2 separate regions of the Mus musculus genome follow, and region 2 is linked to region 1. Evidence: chromatin loops called from intact Hi-C (ENCODE). Cell type or tissue: left cerebral cortex. All regions are shown on one strand.

Region 1 (8,000 bases):
GAATACAAGTGTCATGCCATTGAAACGCAATACAATAAACCCTCATAGCATTCTTCATCGTTGCACTTACTGTTTGTATAGTTTTGGGAGATTTGGGGGTGTGTTTACTGGCATTGACCACTTCTGTAAAGAAATTGCAAGACCAGTTCTGTCTTCTTGAAGAGTCATTAAGCTGAGAGGATTGCTTACTGCACTTCTTCTCCTGGAATACCAGAACCTAAAGATGCTATGTCCCTCCCATAAGTGGTATAGTATTGTCATATAGCTTGCACATGCCCTTCTGTACTTGAAATCATTTCTACATTACTGTTGGTGCCTAACACAACACACGTGCCATGTCAGTAGATTACTTAGTGAATAATGACAAGAAAAATATCTGTCCACATTGGGTATGAATGGAATGTATATTGAGTAGGCTGTTTTCCATGTGCAGTTAGCTGAACCTGTGGACTTAACAAAATCTATGGATACAGATAGGATGAGTAAATCTTTAACAGTGGTTGGATATATGCAGTCCTTGCCTTTGCATGTTGGCTTTATTTAAACAATCACCCTTGGTCTTCAACTGTTGACAATGCCTTTGCTTTCCAAGCTTCTTCCAAAGGTAAGTCCCTGAGCTCTGTTTCAGAGCTAGATCATGACCATATTCAGAGAGCAGTGCCCTAAAGCGCATCAAGGATGTTTGGGACGAAGTGTGAGACTCTGTCGCTTCTGGTGGTTCTGAGGTAAGCAGCCCTGAGTGCCACAAAGAGCTAAGAGGAGAACTGGTGATTCATTCAGGAAGAAATAGCCTGCACCTGTGAGAGCACAGGAGTTGCCACTTGGCGTTCTTGGAGCACTGCATCAGCTGGAAAGCAGGCCCTGTCCCCAAGTGAACTAACAACAGCTTGCGGCTCTTGAGTGGCAGCGGGCCACTGTCACTTTGGGTTTTACTTTAGGAGTGAACACAAACCTATGATTGTAACAGGAGCAGAAGAAAGTGTCTGCTTAGCAGCATTCATGCTTGCCAGGGGTGGGGGAAAGCCCCTGCAGAGGGCACAATCTAATAAGCATGTTCTTACGGTACGCCCCTCGGCCGGGCTGCCTTATCTTCAGTAATCCCATTCTGTGTCCCGGAATCATATTATTTGGCCATGGATCAAACTCCTTGTAGTTTTGGCTTGGGAAGACAATGAAACATGATCTCAAGACAAGAAAGGATCAGGAGCAGACAGTGGCTCCCGTGGCCCCCCAGCAGTGCAGTGCTGAAGCCAACATCACATCAGGAAAATATATTTACCAGATGGGTAGAGAAGATGAATGCCCCGTTCCAGCTGTGCAGTACTGCCCTGACGGTTTATGATCTCAGACAGGAACAAATTGATGTGAGAGATAAGAAGCCCAGAGCACAAAGCTTAGGTGGCAGGCTGTCACTGGCACCCAGCCTTGTCTACTATGCTTGTCACTCAGAAGGCCATTTATCAGGAAGAGCCCCTTAGGATACAGTAATATGGAAAAAAGAAACAATGTCCATGCTTAAAGTGTATGGAGGAGGTTGAAGGGAGCCTCCTAGGGTCTTCCTGCTTCCCGTCTGAAGAAGCTCAGAGTTGACCCATGACCTCGCCGACCTAGCACAGGTCACATGGAGGGCAGCCCACAAAAAGCTTCCCTGTAGATCAGGAGCAAACCCTGCAGCTTCTGATGAGCACAAAGTGTCTAAGAGCAGCTGGGTGTGCTAGTAGCTACCTGTGATCGCAGCACTAGGGAGGCAGCTGCAGAAGGGCTATGAGGTCAAGGCCAGTAGAAGCTTCCTGGTGAGACTACAGATTGAAAATAAGAAAGAAACACGAAAGAAAGTGGTAGCCTCTGTATTCTCTACTGTGGGTAGAAATCATCTGCTGTATATAGAAAGCCTAATTCCCCTGTTGGGAACCCATACCCATGTAGATGACACGTAATCACTTAACAGCATAAAAAGGTCTTTCCCAAGTCTGTACCTTGGGCTGTAAGGAAAGCTGGCTTACCCTGCACAGAACTTTTTTTTTTTCAGAATATAAACTTTCCACGATCAGTATTCAAAACAAAGACATATGTATAAATTAGGCAGGCAACCTAGAAACCAAAGTATGGGCAGGGTGGTCAGGGATGGGGTGAGATGAGTCTTCACTCTCTAGCAGTAAGAGAATAATTAATAGAACAAACACATGTATTTTATCATCTGAATACCACACAATATTAAATGATGTCCAGATGTTCATATTTGAGATGTAGATAATTATATATGTATATATGGTTTTATTTTTAATTAGTTTATTTATTCTCTCATTTATTACATCCTGACTTGAGTTTCTCCTCCCTCCTCTTCTCCTAGTGCCTTCCCCTCCCCTCCCCTCTTCCCCAGATCCACTACTCCTCAACTTCCCTTCAGAAAAGGGTAGGCTCCCTGGGAATATCAACCAACCATAGCATATCAGACTACAATAAGACTAGGCACAAGGCTGGACAAGGCAACCCAAGAGGAAGACAAGGGTTCCAAAGAAGGCAAAAGAGTCAGAGGCCCCCACTCACTCTGGGTCCCACAAGAACACCAAACTATACAACCACAACAGATCTGCATAGGGCCTAGGTCACACCCACGCACACTCCCCGATTGTCAGTTGAGTCTCTGTGAGCCTCTATGAACCCTGCTTAGTTGATTCTGTAGGTCATGTTCTTGTAGTGTCCTAGACTCCTCTGGTTCCTACAATCTTTCCCCCACTCTTCTAAGGGATCCCCTAGCTCCATGTAATGTTTAATTTAACTGTGGGTCTCTGCATCTGCTGCTATCAGAAGCCTCTCTGATAATATTATGCTAGGCGCTAGTCTACTAGTGTAGCAGAATATCACTAGGAATTCTTTCATTGACTTTTTTTTTCAGCTGCATTCGGTTCTATCCTAGGTCTCTTGGCTATCCAGCCTCTAGTTCCTGACCTTCCAGGCAGTATCAGGCTTGGGTCTCAAGTTGGACCAGGCATTGGTTGGCCACTCCCACGAATTCTATGGTCGAAGAGATGGCTCCGCCATTAAAGGAATGAGCTCACAACCAAAAATGTATTATTTTAAACTAACTTTTGAATATGCCCTCTCATAGAATTCTTTTTCTTTTTCATATTTAGAAACAAAGGTAATACTACATTTTATTTTTCACCAAGTAGCCAGTAACACAGACATTTCTTCTGTCAATAATTTAATCTGCTCAAGGACCAGTTCGATGGGTAGACAGACACAGTCGCATGCTGCCATCTGCTGGCGCACTTCTTAATATTTTTAGGTTTAGATTCAGATTTAGATGCTGGACTTAGCAGGATCACACAGGAAAGCATGAAGGTTCAGAACAGTAAGCATCATCTCCGGGGGCTCCGATTCCCATGGTCTGGGTGGCACACTGGAATTTACATTTCTGGCAGGTTATGGGGATGTGCCGATTTCTGGCCAGCCGCTGATGTATCAGACATGTGCAGCATCCCTTACTGCTTGCCTCACAAGGCTTTAGCTTCCGTGGCTCCACTCGGACTCTACAGAATTTTAACAGATGCTGTGATCATATAGGAAGGAGCCAGATAATGGAGCCAAATCTAAAGCGAATGGTTCAGAGAGCCCTCCGGGCAAGCCTGTAGCTGCTGCCGTGCTCTAACTGGAGCACGGGATGGATCGGTTGAGAGAAGGTTGTTTATGTAGGCATGAGCTCAACATGGACCGTGAAGGGCCTGCTGTTCAGAGAACGAACGGCTTGCAAGCTGAATGGACAGAGCTGTCCTTGAAGGACTGGGCAGAGGACCAAATCTGCTTTCCTTTCACATGCCACATGCTAATTCATGTTTAGGACCCATTTACTCTTCAAAGCAGATGAGGAGAAGTGTGAGCGCTTGGTGGTATGACGTCCCGTCATCTTTATTATCTATCACCAGTGCTTTTCGGTGAAACTGAAGTCATCACTGACTAAGCAGCTTGAAGCACAAAAGCTGCGCTTTGAAGCTCTGAAGACAAGTGCTTCAACTATATTATTATTATTATTATTATTATTTATTATTATTATTATTATTATTATTATTGTGGCAAAACTCACTCAGTGTTAAACTTACCATGCTGCTTTTAAATGTGTTGTTTAGTGGCAGTAAGCATATTCACACTGTCACGCAACGTGGATCTAGAACTCTCTCACTTTGCAAAACTGAAATTCTATACAGGCTAAATATCTGTTCTCTCCTCTCCATACCCTGGTCTTTGGCAACCACAACTCTAAGTGATGTTTCTGTGACATAAATAGTTCAGCTACTCTGTATGAATGAAATCACACAGTATCTTTCTATTCACTTAGCCTACGTCTATTAGCCTATTGCATCTACATAGCAATGAGGTAATTTCCATCTCTGTCTGACTATATACGTGTTATGTATAAATACGTGTGCGCACGCGATCAGCACGTCTGGTGAGCCTCTGTCTCTGCTTCTCCAGCCGTGTCTTTGCCCAGGTGCAACTGTGCCTGATAATTCTTTGCTTATGCCCTGGAGATTAGAACTCAGGCCATCTCTCCAGCCACTGTTTTCTATTGATAGTCACTGGGGTTGTTTCCATGGACTCACTTCTAATACAGTCACAATTAACAAGAGTATGAGAGTATGTTCTCCGGGCCCACCTCAGGTGTGTCTAGCTGTGTATTCCACTGTGTGGCTCCTGGCTCCACATGTCCTAGATGCATCTGTAATTTTGGAGGAGCCACAATGCCACTTCCCGTGCATCACAGCTGTGCCATTGCACAGTTCGTGTACAGCTGGACACAGAGATCTCAGGTCCTCTGCATCTTTGAACACATTTGTTAGTTTCTGGGTTTTGACAGTGGCTGTCTTAATGAGGTGAGAACTTATCATGCTTTTGACCTGTAATTCTCTAGTAGGATGCTAAGCATCTTTCCACTGACACCTGTGGCCAGTTGTCTTCTTTGAGAAATATGCTTTCAAACTTTTTCTCCATATTTGATTGGATTGCCTCTATTATTGCTGTTATTTAATTCTAACAGATGTTTCTCATGTGTGCCAGAGGATTATCACTTATCAGAAATATATTTCATAAGTACTTTCTACAATTCTGAAAAGGTCCTTTCAAACCTACTCATTTCTTCAGATGCACAGTCTTAAGTTTATGAAATCTCATTTTGCTTTTATACATACATGCCTGTGCCTGCACTCATGTATGTGTGCACACACCACATTCCCACACATGGCACATGGATTCACATGCACTCATGTATGTACAAACACATACAATATGCACAGCATACACATTCACTTGCACACATACATTTACACACAGCATATGATACACACTTGCATCTGCAAATATATATATGTATATATATATATTACACACACATTCACATACACTCATGTATGTTCACACATACACCATAATAAAACACACATTCACCTGCAAATATGTATGTACATACAACACACACATGTTCATGCACACATACATGTGCACACACCCATACCACATGGGTGCTTCTAAACATGTGTAAGCATATACATACACTAGAAGATAACAGATAAGTTATTTTATTAGATTTTCTTATATAGCAATGAATACACTTGTTCCCTGTTGAAAATATGGACTGGAGTCTGTGCATGTTGGGGCAGCTTTTTTTTCTTCAAGTAATGGTGAGGAAAGGAAAAGATTTCCTAAAAAGCATGAAATAGAATCTATTTCTATCTTACTCACCTACATAACCTGACATCAGAAACTGGCTAGCCTTCTTAGTACTGAACACAGATTTTCTGTGAAATCTTCAGGCTGTGGACAAACTTGAAGAGTGTGACTTAATTTTATGACTCATGGATCCCTCTTCTAAATTCCATTTTCTTTGTTACCTAATACTTGAAAGGGGGCTTTTTATATTTATTTTTAATGTATTGAAGTCCCTGACAGTCCATGCCAAAATGAAACTTGTAGTCACCTAGTTAGCGTATATAGAAGGGGGTGTGGCCCCAGTTTATCCAGCGTTTACTTGCTGAAATCTGTTTTTGCTGTTCCTTAATTTCTCCACTCATCTTCTGAAATACCTTTTGAAACAGGTCTGACCCTAAATGCTAAGGACACACAAAGGAGAAGACACTCACTGTATTGAAGGCCAAGGGGAACGGACGTAAAATGAACACAGCTAACAAAGCCCTCTGGAGGAAATTCCACAGTGAAGGTACAAACAGGAGCTTCAGAGGACACGGTGGACATGATCATATACCCTTCTCATCTCAGATGTTTAAGCAGTGCCACAGTCCTGAGAGGTGTAGCTATTGTGTGTCTATGTGTAGGATACAAAAGGGAAGAGGGTGTTACACAAAGAGAGCAGCCTCGGTTTCATGAGACAACTGCGTCCTTTACCCCAGAGCTCTGGGGCTTTGGGGCTTTAGCTGACTAGATTTGAAGACCTCATTTTCATTTGCAACATGTCAGTTGCCATACAGCAGAAGCAGCAAGAACTAACAGACAATGGCCTGTGGAGCCCTGCCTCTGACTTCCTTCTAGATTTGCAGTCATTAAGACACTTTTTTTTTCAAGTCCTGAATTACTTTGTTTCAAATTTGGAATTCTGCATCAATGATAACTTTAAAAACTCTAACTCCAGTCTGGAAAGATGGCTCAGAGGTCCTGAGTTCAATTCCCAACAACCACATGGTGGCTCACAGCCATCTATAAATTCTGCTGTCCTTTTCTGGTGTGTCTGAAGACAGGTACAGTGTTCTCATATACGTAAAATAAAAAAACAAAAACTCTTAACTCTAACTCCTGGGGCAGGGGCCATCTCTAGGACATGCCAGAGACCTGAGATGGGGGGGGGGGGCTCCCAGGAGTCTATGAGGTGGCTCTAGCTAAGACTCCTAGCAATGGGAGATATGGAGCCTGAGGTGACCACCTCCTTTAGCCAGGCAGGACTCCCTATGGAGGGATAAAGTCATCAACTCACACATAAAACCTTTGACTCAAAAAGTGCCCTGCCTAGAAGATGCGCAGGGACAAAGATGGAGCAGAAACTGAGGGAATGGCCAACAATGACTGGTCCAACTTGAGATTCATCCTATGGGTGAGAACCAAACCCTGATGCCATCAATGATACTCTGTTATGCTTGCAGATGGGAGCCTAGTATAACTGGCCTCTGAGAGGCTCCACCCAGCAGCCAATGAAACAGAAGCCGAGCCCCATAACCAAGCATTATATGGAGCTCAGGGAGTCTTGTGGATTAGTTGGGAGAAGGATTGAGGAAACCGGAGATGATAGGAACTCCACAAGAAGACCAATAGACAACTAACCTGGACTTTTGGAGCTCCCAGAGACTGAACCACAAGAGCAAGCATGGGCTGGACCTACTACACACATACACACACACACACACACACACACACACACACACACACAGAGAGAGAGAGAGAGAGAGAGAGAGAGAGAGAGAGAGAGAGAGAGAGAGGTAGCAGATGTGCAGCTTGACCTTCATGCAGGTCCCCCAATAAATGAAGCAAGGTCTATTCCTGACTCTGTTGCCTGCCTGTGGATTCTGTTCCCCTAGCTGAGCCACCTTGTCTGGCCTCAGTGGGAGAGGATGAGCCTGGTCATGAAGTAACTGATGTGCAAGGGTGGGCTGATTCTGGGGGTGGGGCTGACCTCCTTCACAGAGGAGAAAGGGAAGGGGAAGGAGCTGCAAGGGGGGCTGCAGTCAGACAATAAAGTGACAAAAGAAACAAAGAAACACAAAGAATCCCTCTAACTCCTTTGAGGACTGTCCAGTCCAGCCATATTATAGTGCCAAGCACAGGAACCAGGTAATACAAACCAGGCACACATGGCTTGTGGCAACACTAGAGACTGCGTCCTGTGTTGGTCCCATAGCCGTGCCATTGAGCTGATCTGTGTTAGTGGACCTTGCCTGTGGTATTATGCTGCATCTTCCCAGTGTGTATATCCTTATCTTTGACATTTTCTCCTTCCTGCT
Region 2 (8,000 bases), 690 kb before region 1:
TGTTTATTTTTACTTTAGGTATTTTGCCTGCATGTTTGTGTGTCATGTGCTTGCCTGGAGTCCATGTAGGCCAGAAGAGGGCATTGGAGTCTCTGGAACCAGAGTTAAGCATACATGGTTGTCCATTGCCATGTGGGTAATAAACCCAGATCCTCTGGAAGAGCAACAGGTGCTCTTAACCACTGACCCATCTCCCCAGCTCTGCAATTCTTAAAGTTAAAATTAAAAGTTAATACTAAAAAATTAGGAGAAAAAAGGCAGGAAAGGCAAAAAGAAGTGTTTGGGCCATGATAACTAGTTAAAATTTTTCTTTGTTCCTTTTACCGATTTTCTTCCTTTGCTACTAGAACACAAGTTGAAAGTAAGCAGGAAGCTGAGTATTATCAGATTTGCTTGAATGCCATTGAATAGAGCCCACACAGCTGCTTTCTCCAACCTCTTATTGAAGAAGCTCGATCATTTCTAGCCCAGATGTGTATGGTAGTTACTATGCTAAGAGAAAATTTCAGGGCAGTAAAATATAATTCCCTACTTGTATAATTGAACTCTCCTCACAAGGCTTGGAGATGTGGAGTTAGGAGCAGAAACAGGAAGGCAGTGTGTATGCTGATTCAGTTCTCTGAACCTTGGCTAGACTTAGATGAAAAGCTCTCATTAAATTTCAAGCATCCACCATTAATCTTTGTCAATTAAAAATAAAAGTTTTAAAAGCCAGCTTGTGTGAGAAATGCGAACATTTATTTAAGAAAGACAGAATTATACATTGATATTTATAATGCTGTGGTGCTTTGAACATGCTCGGCCTGGGAAGGGACACCATTAGGAGGACTCCTTGGAGGACTTATGTCATTGTGGGTGTGGCCTCTGAGGCTCTGGTGCTCAAGCTCCACCCAGTGGAAAGAGGACCTTCTAACTGGCTGCCTTTGAATCAAGGTGTAAAACTTTCAGCTCCTCTAGCACCATATCTACCTGAACGCTGCCATGTTTCCCACTATGAAAATAATGGCCTGAACCTCTGAAACTCTACGCCAGCCCCAATTAAATGTTGTCCTTTATAAGAGTTGCCTTGGTCATGATGTCTGTTCACAGCAATGAAACACTAAAACAAAAACTTTACTTAAATTGGGGGGCGGGGGGAGTCTGTGAGAAATGGAGATCCTCACCTCATATTAGCATTGGAGACAGTTTATTTTGCAACTCTGCACACTCAGGCATCAGCCCAGAAGAGCGGGTGTGGCAATGTAGCACAGAGAACAGTTTCTGAAGCAAACACATGACTCTTGTCCCTTCTCTCATCACTGAGGAATCACAAGAGACAACCTTAAATGCAACCAAGATCCCATTCTTCCCTGTGGAATTTACATTTTTTTTGTTTGTTTGTTTCACAGTAGAAACATTGACTATGTTATTTCTTGTTTTACATCCTGTTTATTTTAAGGTTTATCAGCTAATGACTTTGCAGGTAAGCTTAACTCTTAGTAGTTTTTGACTCTAAACTCTGGTTTTGGGTGGGTGGGAAATAGTTAGACTAGTAGGCATTAGCAAGGGTCATTTTGGACCAAAGCTGGCTGGGGGTTCCTTAGAAAATGAACCACCCTCAGGGCAGTGATGGTGCACGCCTTTAATCCCAGCACTTGGGAGGCAGAGGCAGGCAGGTTTCTGAGTTCAGGGCCAGCCTGGTCTACAGAGTGAGTTCCAGGACAGCCAGGACTACACAGAGTAACCCTGTCTCGAAAAAACTTAAAAAAACAAACCTAAAAAAAAAAAAAAAAAGGAAAAGAAAAAAGAAAATGAACCACCAGATGGTATTTCTTACACTTTTCAACGTATATATGATATGGACATAAAGTGCTGAACAGTTGAGCAAGGGCCGTTTTAACTTTGCTCTATGATTCTGAAATGTGGAGTTTGTATTTCTTTCTTGATAACAGCAGCTAGATAATCAGGCAGGGGCATACATCCTTTATCATGACATTTTGCTAAGGAATTATATTGTTCTATGCTTAATTTTAGTTTTTTGAAGAGAGTATAGAACAAAGGGGACTCGTAATCCTAGGATTTATCAGAGACTAACTATGTGCTAGAGGGTTATATCTATTGCGATCCCTCTCAAAGTTAGCTTTAAGCAAAATGACACAAGTGTCAAGCAGTTAGAGCTAACGATTACAATAATTCTTAGAATTGCATCTCAGGGAGGGCCTTTAATGCTGTCACCTAAAATAAACCTGAAGTAAAACTAGATGGGAACTGTAGGCAGTTCGTTCTCAGGGATGGCTGCCCTGCCTCTCATCATTGGTTGGCTTATTTTCTGCAGGTAATTGTATGACCTGACCAAACTTGGACATTCCCATTTTTCCTTGGAAAAGACACTTGTTCTTGCTTAAAGCTTTAGGTCTAAGATTTCCCATTGCAGACTCTGACTGCGTTTACAACTCAGTCGTTTTAAACTTTTTTTTTTCATTTAATATTCAAAACTCAAGTGTATTTTTTGTTTTGTTTTTGAGACAGACTCTGGTTTCCCAAGCTGGCCTTGAGCTAACAAAAGAACACACAATACAAGACTTAAGACAAAGCCGGACAGCTTCAGGTGGGAGTCAGGGGTCTCAGAAGTTCAAGGTTAATCTTCGCCATGTAACAAGTTTGTGGATGGTCTATGGGAGACCTGGTTTCAAAACAGATAAACTCTAAAGCCCATTCTTTTCTAAGATTCAAGACAATTTTCATCTTGTTTTGAGATACTATGTAGCCTTGGCTTGCTTGGTACTCACTGTAGACCAGGCTGTCTTCCAGCTCATAAAGATCTGCCTGCCCCTTCCTTCTGAGTGCAGGGATTAAAAGTTGACAGGAGCCTGATATAGCTGTCTCCTGAGAGGCTCTGCCAGAGCCTGACCAATACAGATATGGATGCTTTCAGCCCACCATTGGACTGAGCACAGGGTCCCTAGTAGAGGAGTTAGAGGAAGGACTGAAGGAACTGAAGGGGTTTGCAGCCCCATAGTAAGAACAACAATATCAACCAACTAGACCCCCACAGAGCTCCCAAGGTCTAAACCACCAACTAAAGAGTACTCATGGAGGGTGGGACCCATGGCGACAGCCGCATATGTAGCAGAGGATGGCCTTGTCAGGCATCAATGGGAGGAGAGGCCCTTGGTCCTGTGAAGGCTGGATGCCCCAGTGTAGGGGAATGCCAGGGTGGGGAGGTGGGAGTGGGTGGCCGAGCACCCTCATAGAAGCACGGGGAGGGGGTGGGATGGAGGTTTGCCCAGGGGAAACAGGAAAAAGGGATAACATTTAAAATGTAAATAAATAACCAATAAAATTTCTTTAAAAAGTTGTGTCAGCATGTTCCACTCAAGGCAATCTTTGTAACTGTGAGTCCCAGTAAAATCAAGAGTCACCGTCAGCAGAACCAGTAGCACATAGCAAACATTCCTATTATAAAACTAAGAGGCAGGAGGATGCCCAGCATAGACTAGGACTACCACTCAGCAAGCAGTCCACAAACTGTAGCTCCTGCCGAATATTCAGGGGCTATGGGGTTTCTTTTAGGGCTTTTGGTAGCCCATACCTCCTAACTCCCCCCTCATTCCTCCTGCAAACATCTCAAACATGTACAAATCTGCCCACATACCTCACAGCCATGGCCCCCCATTTTGGTACCCTACCCCACCCCACCCCATTTTTTGTATTAGTTACCTTCATTGTGATAAAGTATCGGACAGAAGTGACTTAAGTAACTTTGACTCAGAGTTTGCAAGGACATGGACCATCATGGTGATCAAGGCTCCGTAGCACAGGTTCTGCTTGTAGCACTGCTGTTACATCTCAACATGTTAGGAAGCAGAAATGGTTGAAATATTGATCAGAACAATATTCCAAAGAAAAGACAACGGTGCTGTTTTCGCAGGCACTCAGAATGCAAAAGTTACAGCATCAGTGAGACTTGCATCAAGAAGGTCCCAGAACAAACAAAAACAACCAATGAGACCAGGCAATGTGTATCAGGGTCATATTCTTTGTGTGGAGCTCCTGCATGGGCTATCGGCTATGCACGACATTATGAAAGTAGGACCAGAGGTTGATGGAGACCTCAGGACTTATAAAATGCCAGAAATGTGGGGTGTCTGCAGAAATGGAATAAAACTACTCAAGCAAGAAGCCATGCATGCTGCAGGGAGTAGGGATTTTTGGGTGGGGTTATCAAGGCCTGAGGTGTCTGAGATGGTGCCACCTCAAGCCCTGAATGATGTCTGTCCTGCTGGGTTTAGATAAAGATTCTAAAACATCTCTAGAATACAGCCTAAAAATATAAAACTTAAAACAAACTTATCATGGCATTGTCATATTGAAAAGAGTTTCTCATAATCCTTTTGAGAATAACTTTATTACGTTCTACATAGTGAACAGAAGGTGGCAGCATTGCTTCAGCAGTTAAAAAAGTTTCCATCCCCTTTGAAAAGGCATGGGGTAGGGTCGGACTGGGGGTGGGGGTGGGGGTGACTGATAGAGTCTCCACAGCAGGTGTGTGGAGCAGAGAACTGCCCCGTGTTCCTGTGTAGGGTATGTAGAAAGAAAACACAAAGTAGGATTGCTCAATGCCTCTAAACACTGCACATATTTTTCTGTGTATTTTTCAGGGTAACAGGACCTCCTTCCCTGTAAAAATGAAATGGGTCAGATGCTGAGCTTTTTATGAGATTTAGAAAGCCGTGCATAGCTCTATAGCGGTGGGAGCTTTAATCTCTGTTTTCATAGACTGGTAATTTTCTAAGAATAAGAGATGTTGGAGTGACCTCGTGGCACAATGGTAGCACGTCTGACTCCAGATCAGAAGGTTGCGTGTTCAAATCACGTCGGGGTCATGAATACCTGTTTGGGGGCTGGTGAGATGGCTCAGTGGGTAAGAGCACCCGACTGCTCTTCCGAAGGTCCAGAGTTCAAATCCCAGCAACCACATGGTGGCTCACAACCATCCGTAACGAGATCTGACTCCCTCTTCTGGAGTGTCTGAAGACAGCTATAATGTACTTCCATATAATAAATAAATAAATCTTTAAAAAAAAAAAAAGAGATGTTGGTCTTTACTTCTTCTCAGAAGTTTAAGGAGATATTATTATGATTAGTAGGGACTTGGATCTCAGGTAGGTAGGCATGCAGATATGGTGTGAGTGATCGATGCACATTTGTGTTAACAGAGCCAGGAAACAGCAGCAGGCTAGAAAGTCACTGGCCTTGTGCTGGCAGGCTGTTTGTACCTCTTTTTGGGGAGTCAACATGTATATTTACATCCATACTCAATATCACTCTGTATCAGCAGCTCAGCCTGTGGGTTATAACCCCAACATCAGACATCCTGCAATCCGATATTTAAATTACAATTCATAACACTAGCAAAATTTCAGTTATGAAGTAGTAACTAAATACATTGAAGCTTGGGGTCACCACATGAGAAACTGTATTAATGGGCTGTAGGAGTAGGAAGTCTGAGAACCACTATACTATATATGCACTGGAACACTGTAAAGTGCACATGTAAGTAAGCACATATGTCTTATGTGCAAAGATTTTCTAACCTTTCTTTGTTTTTGTCATTAATTTTGACCAGTTGCCGGATGAGTTTCTGGAAAATAAAATTTATTGGCTAAGAGGAGAAAATGAAGGCCCACATAGATATTTTCTGGATGTCTGTATTAAAAAGGGGGCAGGTATTGGAAAGCCACCTTTATCTTCATTTTAAAATTTTATGTTCTTGTGTATTGAGAGACTCTATGTTTAATGATGGCTACTGTGTCTGACGACCTAATTGATCCTGGGAAACACATGGTAGAAGGAGAAACTCACCTTTGCAAATGCCGTCTCCCCTTAACTACCTATTTAACTAACTAACTAACTAACTGACTAAACAAAGTTGTTATTAGAAGACCACCTTGTATGTTGTAGTGGTTTGAAAATGCTTGACCCAGGGAGTGGTACCATTAGGAGGTGTGGCCTTGTTAGAGTAGGTGTGCCCTGGTTGGAAGAAGTGTGCCACTGTGGGGGTGGACTTTGAGACCTTTCTTCTAGCCACATGGGAGACAGTCTTCTGTCTGCCTTCAGAACAAGATGTAGAACTCTCAGCTCCTCCCATGCCATGCCTGCCTGGACACTGCCATGCTTCCTACCATGATGATAATGGACTGAACCTCAGAACCTGTAAGCCAGCCCAAATTAAATGTTGTCCTTCATAAAAGTTGTCTTGGTCATGGTATCTCTTCATAGCAATAAGACCCTACAACACATGTGTTAGGCAAGCTATACCCCAGCCTCAAGTCCTGTTTCAATATTATGTCTTCAAGTGTTACCTTTAAAAGACGGATTTATTTTACTCATTTGAATTAACATTTGAACTTTAATTTCCTCATGTCTACTTATTATTTGATCTGAGCAATGATTGCTTTTTAAAATCCTATTTTGAGAAAGCAGCCTTTTATAATGACATACATTGACTGTGTGTACTAGACAGAACATTTTATTAGTATGCTAATTCATTTTCCATCAAAAGCAGAAGCTATCACATACATAAATATAGCATTTATGGGTTCACTACAGTCCTGAAAGTGGGCTTGGAAGGTATTACTTGGTGGCTTATATCACTGGCAGGGTTAATATACAAGAAATAATGAGTCGAGTGTAAGCTTGAATAAGTGAAAACCACGGATGTTTAATAATGTAGTCAGAGGTTTATTCTGGGCTCTATAAATACTGTGGGGCATATATGATCTTAAAACCTATTACTTCACTTTCCTTTTACATATGCCAGGTCTCCTCAGCAATTAACTGTGACAAAGGCACTGGTAACAGTTTTCATGGACTTTTAAGTTGGCCTATTGCATAAAAGATTCTTGGTAGTTGTAGGGCTCATCCCGGGGCTTCAGATCAGTTCTCAGGCAATTCTTACATTGTTTGCAACAGTCCACTTGAAACGTGGTGCCTTGGAGAGGGGAATTAAATTGTATTAAAAATATCTATGTGTTGTATGTCTGTCTTTCCTTATGGCTGTCTGCCTAGCTGCTTGTGGCACACATTGGCTTTACAATCAAAGCTACAAGTCCTGATTTTACCATTTTGCCGTTGTGAGACAACAGAGTTCAATTTCTAGGAATCCAATGTTTTTATTTAAGATGGTGAAGATAATAGTTGTCTTCCAGTGTTCTATGAGACATAGCTGGGATGTTATTATGTAGTATTTGGTTCAGTATCTGGGGCATAAATGGTAGTGGTTATCTGATGATACAGAATTATTGTAGTGGATATGTATGTATGTGTATATATATATGTGTATATATGTATATGTATATATGTATATATATGTATATATGTATATATATATAATACCTTAAAATAATATCATTGGGTTATGTTTTGACAAAACATAACCTATATAAAGATAGTTTTCAGATCTGTTAAAACTCAGATAGCCCCAGAGGAGTATGTTACAACTATTATTTACACAGTGCTTGAGACAATATATTTGTGTAACCTTCTCAAAAAAGGTTTATAAATAGCTTTCATAGGCATGGACTTTATTAGGGTCCCAGTCCTGAGGGGTCCATAGAATCTGCTCTAAAGACTGTTTAGGACGATTATGGGAAACTGCTCTGCCTCGTGAGAGTTTGTGCCTGTTCAGATCCCCACACGTGGCTTCAGCTCTCGACTATGGCTTTGTGCCCCTGGAGCTCACATGCTTGTTAAGAGCTGACTGTGACCACTGGGAGCTCTGGTCCTCTGCACAGCATTATACAGAACACCACACAGACCCTACATAGCACAATGCTTTATTATTTCTGTAGGATTTTTTTTCTTTATAACTATTTAAAAAACAAAATGAAGGCTGGCAGGAAGGCTCGATCATTCCACTAAGGCCAATGGCCAGAGTTCCGTGCCCGGGACTCACGTGCTCGAAGGAGGGAACTGACCTCTGCGAGTTGGCCTCTGACCTCCACATGCACCATGGCATG

What was found. Peaks named below come from ENCODE experiments on the same cell type or tissue, not always from the same donor. Only the 100,000 strongest peaks of a DNase experiment are listed, where the experiment ranks them.
Region 2: a loop joins it to region 1, with 8 times the contacts of the local background. A loop is called at or near these places in 20 of 42 quality-filtered maps.

Annotation. Positions count from the first base shown.
Region 1 is chr10:23,082,300-23,090,299 of GRCm38, reverse strand. No RefSeq gene overlaps it. Among named protein-coding and RNA genes, the nearest start is that of Gm24655, 81 kb to the left of the region's middle. In left cerebral cortex, a CTCF peak has its summit at 3,265 (motif pointing left); DNase peaks (open chromatin) are centred at 853, 3,278 and 3,675; H3K4me3 peaks cover 581 bases; H3K27ac peaks cover 311 bases.
Region 2 is chr10:23,773,948-23,781,947 of GRCm38, reverse strand. It overlaps n-TWcca1 (a tRNA gene), which reads left to right and starts at 4,794; the gene lies at 4,794-4,865. In left cerebral cortex, a CTCF peak has its summit at 4,398 (motif pointing right); a DNase peak (open chromatin) is centred at 4,413.